Regions from separate parts of the Homo sapiens genome. Here region 2 is linked to region 1. Evidence: chromatin loops called from intact Hi-C (ENCODE). Cell type or tissue: gastrocnemius medialis. All regions are shown on one strand. Region 1 holds the start of AGAP3 (ArfGAP with GTPase domain, ankyrin repeat and PH domain 3). Region 2 overlaps RHEB (Ras homolog, mTORC1 binding).

Region 1 (2,500 bases):
GGGAGGGGCCGGGGCGCCAGGGCTGGAGCGCGCGGCTCGGGGGTGGAGGCTGCAGAGCCAGCGAGCGAGCGAGGGGCGGGGGCGCCCGGGCCGGCGCGCAGGAGGGGCGGGGGCGGCGGGGAGGGGGGCTCGGGCTGCGTGTGCCGGAGCCGGCGGGGGCGGCGGTGCGTGCGCATGACGCGGGGGGAGGGCCTGGGCCGCGCGCTCCCGGTCCCGTTGTTGTTGCCGCTGGAGGCTGCTCCGAGGCAGCGGGATCACGGCGCTGGGAAGCGCTCGGCAGCGGCGGCCACAGCGTGCGCGGCGGCGCCTCCTGGCCTCGGCCTCCGGCCCCCGGCCCCCGGCTCCATGCGCTAGCCCCGCGCCGCCAGCCCAGTAGTCCCGGCCCCGCCAGCCCCGCGCTCCCGCTCGCCGCTGCCGCCGCCGCCGCCGCCGCCGCCTCCGCCGCGCCGCCCCGGGCCCGCCTCGGGCCCCACGGCTCCGAAGCCATGAACTTCCAGGCGGGCGGGGGGCAGAGCCCGCAGCAGCAGCAGAGCCTGGCGGCTCCGGGGGGCGGCGGCGCTGCCGCGCAGCAGCTCGTCTGCGGCGGGCAGTTCGGCGGCGCGGGGCCCGGGGCCGGGGGCGGCGGCGGCCCCTCGCAGCAGCTGGCCGGCGGGCCCCCCCAGCAGTTCGCGCTCTCCAACTCCGCGGCCATCCGGGCCGAGATCCAGCGCTTCGAGTCCGTGCATCCCAATATCTACGCCATCTACGACCTGATCGAGCGCATCGAGGATTTGGCGCTGCAGAACCAGATCCGGGAGCACGTCATCTCCATCGAGGGTGAGCGGAGCCGGGGGCTGCGGGAGCCGGGGCGCAGTGGCCTCTCCGGCGCCGGCCGAGGGCTCCACAGGCCGTGCCTGGCCATGCTCTCCCTGTCGGGGGTCCTTGCGCGCTTGAGGACCAGGCCACGAGGTTTGCCGATCTGTGTTGCAGAACCGGCGGGCAGCTTCGCCATATCTCGTTCGGGGACACTTTGGGGTTGGGGGTTTTCTGCTGACTGTGTTCCAGGGCGCGAAGGTGGTGTCGCTTGGGGGGGCCGGGACCAGATCTGTCCAGGCCTGGCCGGGGAAGGTGGGCGCGGCAGAGGGCTTCAGCTGCGGGGAGGTGGGGTCGTGACCGGGGAGGCTTCTTAGCCGCTGCCCGGGCCCTGCTCCGCAGTGGGGCGGGGGATCGGAGCCTCGCGTTAGTGGATGGCAGCCTTCCCGGGCCCAGCGCCCGCAGGCCCGGAGGGTGGCGCTCGCCGCGGCGCCCTCTCCCGACGCACACCCCCTACGCCGCGGCGGCCAAGCGGGAGCGGGCCGGGCCTGGCGCTGGGCTGAGGCTCAGCGACCGCGTGGGAGGCGCCGGCAGGTCCATCCGCGCTTTGGCCGGGTCATGAGCCTGACGGGGATCCGCGGCTCCTCGGTCTGGAGGCAGCTGCTGGGCAGCCGGGTGCTGACCGACCGCCAGGGACACCGCACCCGGAGTCGGGGACCGGAAACCCCCGGCCACTGCGCTGCCTAGCGCTTTTTTCTCTGGGCCCTTAGGCCCTGGACTTTCGACCGCTGAGGGCACAGGAAGTGGTGGCACGCTGCTGGCAGATGCCTCGCAAGCCCTGGTGTGGTGGGTGCTGGAGGCACCCGCAGGCACCCCGGTGGCATGGTGACCTTCGAGCGGGCACGGACAGATGGGCCTCACCCTGGGCCATCTGCTTCCTCCCCCAGCTCTGTTTGAAAGGGGACGCCCACCGGCAGGTGGTGGGTTTGGCCTCAGTGGAAATGCAGTGAGAGCCAAGGCCTTTTGCGATAACATGGAGTTATGGGCAGGGGCCTGTCCCTGACTTGGGCCTTAAGGTTAGGGCCCCACTCCCAGCTTCATCTGCTTGCCTGAGGTTCTGGGGGATAGTGCACCTGAACACCTCCCTTTCTGCTTTCAGAGGTCCCCATAGCCGGGGAAGAAGTACTGGGTCTGGGGGGACCCCATGTGGTGCTGGGTTCTATCTTTTGTTGTGACATGCCAGTCTGACTTCCTTCTGCCTTTTCCCAACCCGTTCTTATTTCTTTCCTCTCAAGGCTGAGTTCTCTGTGAACTAATTAGGTGACAGAAAAAACTCATTAACGTGGATCTGAGTAAATGGCCTGAATCACCGCTGTGGCTGGGGACTAGGAGATGGCATTTGTGCGAGCCCTGGGCCCCAAAGACAGGAGATGACCAATTTTTCCTCTTAGATCTGAAGAGGGTGGAGGCGGGAGAGACATCGTTGCTGCAGCTTCACTGTCCTTGGAGGAAGTAAAGACATTCCTGATTTGCTCCAAGCTTACCTTCCCCCAGCTCCTTCTGGAGGGCGACAAGCCTCGTGGGCCGGCCACAGGAGGGTGGGGGCACATCTGCTTCCGAGCTTTTCCCAGAGCAGGGAGAGGTTTCCGGGCTCCCCTGGCTCCAGCTTGATGAGCAGCGACCCCTCCTCCCCAGCTCAGGGGAGCCT
Region 2 (2,500 bases), 420 kb after region 1:
CTGGATATAATGAGATATGTTCTTTATTGCCAAGGCACAGAAAAGGAGAAAATTCTCTAACTCCAAAGCAAGAAAAGGATAAATCTCATTTCACAGACAAAGAGACCGGACAGGAACATGAGCTTATCGAGAGCATGCCCCTGTTGGAATGGTTTGCTAACAACTATAAAAAATTTGGAGCTATGTTGGAAATGATCACAGATAAAATGCAAGACGGGTCTCGGTTTGTGAAAGGATTTGGTGGAATTGGAGGTATCCTGCAGTACCGAGTAGATTTCCAGGGAATGGAATACCAAGGAGGAGACAATGAATTTTTTGACCTTGATGACTAGACATGAGTCTGGCAAAACGTGCCTCACCCTCCAGCATCCAACCCAAGAAGCATACCCATGGTGGAATTCTAACAGATCCCTGCCTTACAACTGAAACACTTCCAGAACTTTATCCATGAGTACTGGTTATTGAAAAGATAACTGAAACAAAACCAGACCCAACCCCACACTTTGTTTTGTCATGGTGTCAGCGCAGCAGCCTACAACTAAGTTCCTAAATGCCACTTTGGACTAATTTAAACAAGAATCCCAGTTTTTACTTTTACTCGATGGTGAAATTCGTTGCTCTTGTATTTTATGAAAAAAAAAAAAATTTTTTTAAGCCTTCATATACAGAAGTAAAAATATTTTAACTGCTGTAAACCTTCAAAAGTTAATAGAAGTGAGATCATACTGGTTTTTTTCTTATTTTGATTGGAGAAAAATTAAATTGCTGCATTTCGCAGTGATCCATTTACATGGCATTCCCAGCTTAGACTGCATAAGAAATAGATGTGGTGAAATGTTGGAACCATTTCTCTCTTGGTCTGTTTAATGTTGAAAGGGTGAGCTAATAGGAGGCAATTTCAACTTCACTCCCTCAAGCTACCCTGTCTCCCTCCAGACTGGCAGTTTCAAGGATGCAAACTGCATTGCAAAATCAAACTGACTCATGAAGCATTTGGGCCAGTGCACTGTTTACTTCCATCTGTTTGCTGACACATTTGTGCCCAGCGTTTGGGAGCCCTTTGTATCAACGTTCTGACAAGTGTCCCTATAACCTTAACCTACTCGAAACCAGTTTGGGTTGGATATGATGGGGCTTCTGTGCTATTGCTGGGATTGGGGGAAATAAAACATGCAATTTAAGTGGGGGGAAAAAATCCACCCAAAGGGATACAGGCATCCCTTGGTATACAAGGGGGACTGGTTCCAGGATGCTTGAGGATAGCAAAATCCGAGTGTGATGAAGCCCTGCTTTTCACCCTGCAGAATCTGCATATATGAAAAGTCGGCCCTCCATACATGTGGGCTTTGCATCCAAGGAATACTGTATTTTCCATTTGCATTTGGTTGAGGAAAAAAAAATTCCTGCCTATAAGTGGGCCCACACAGTTCCAACTGTGTTGATTAAGGGTCAACTGTCCTATTAAGCAATACAAAGGAATTAAATACTGGTATATGTACACATGAATAAATCTCAAATGTGTTGTGCTAAGTAGCCAGACGCAAAAAGCTGCATAATATATGGTTCCATTTATTGGGCATCCTGATAAAGACAAAACTATAGGATAAAAACCACAAAGGGGTAGGGGGCTAACTAGAAACAGGCACAGGGCGCTTTTTGGGTTGATGGATTGTTCTACAGCCTGATTCTGGATGTAGATGACTGCAGACTTGCCAAAACCTGTTGAATGCTACCTCAAAAAAAAAAAAGAAATTTTCTCAAAGTTTTAAATGTTATTTTTCCTTTCTTTTTACAGGTGTGGGACCTCAAGTTTTTTAAAAAATCTTCACCCTTACCTCATACATAAAAACTAACTAGAAATGGATCAGAGACCTAAACATAAAAGCTAAAACTACAAAACTTCTAGAATATGAAAAAAAAAACCCAAAAAACAAAACTTTCTCAAGTCCAACAGAGCTTAAAAGTGAAAACAAAAAAAAAAACAACTTTATGATCTTCAGGTAGACAGATTCCTGACACGATACAAAATAAACAAAACAAAAAAAAAAACGAAAAAGTGAACCGAGTTTCATCAAACTTACAAACTTCTTCTGTTCTCTGAAACACAGGAACAACAAAAAAGTCACACTAGGAGAAAATATTCATTAAATACACATCTGAAAAAGGACTTTTATTCAGAATATATAATTCAGTAAGAAGAATCTGATAATCTAGGCAAAAGACTTGAACAGACACTTCACAAACCAAGATATCCAAATTTCCAGTAGGTATATGAAAAGATGTCCACCATTCTTAGTGGGAAATTTCAAATAAAACCACAACCTACCATCTGAGAATAGCTAGAAAGTTAGAAAGGCCGCCAATACCAAGTATCAGGGAGGATGGGCAGGCAGCAACCAAAGCTCTCATGTGCTGCTAGTGGAGGCATAAAATGGTCAAAATGTTTTGGAAAAACAGTTTGGTAGTTTCTCCTAAAGTATACACTTAACATATATGTGAC

The links. Hi-C counts contacts between places; a loop is a spot of excess contacts. Peaks named below come from ENCODE experiments on the same cell type or tissue, not always from the same donor. Only the 100,000 strongest peaks of a DNase experiment are listed, where the experiment ranks them.
Region 2: a loop joins it to region 1, with 2.1 times the contacts of the local background. A loop is called at or near these places in 3 of 110 quality-filtered maps.

What each region holds. Positions count from the first base shown.
Region 1 is chr7:151,086,257-151,088,756 of GRCh38, forward strand. It overlaps AGAP3 (ArfGAP with GTPase domain, ankyrin repeat and PH domain 3), which reads left to right and starts at 219. Exons shown (of 18, transcript NM_031946.7): 1 at 219-816. The coding sequence starts at 486. RefSeq lists silencers at 1-188, 239-328, 695-764, 1,125-1,394 and an enhancer at 1,615-1,774. In gastrocnemius medialis, CTCF peaks have their summits at 1,264 and 1,465; a DNase peak (open chromatin) is centred at 1,082; H3K4me3 peaks cover 1,948 bases; H3K27ac peaks cover 2,338 bases.
Region 2 is chr7:151,503,132-151,505,631 of GRCh38, forward strand. All of the region lies in intron 1 of RHEB (Ras homolog, mTORC1 binding), which reads right to left. It also overlaps the pseudogene ETF1P2. Among named protein-coding and RNA genes, the nearest start is that of RHEB, 16 kb to the right of the region's middle. In gastrocnemius medialis, no CTCF peak of the experiment used is centred here; a DNase peak (open chromatin) is centred at 980; H3K27ac peaks cover 2,500 bases.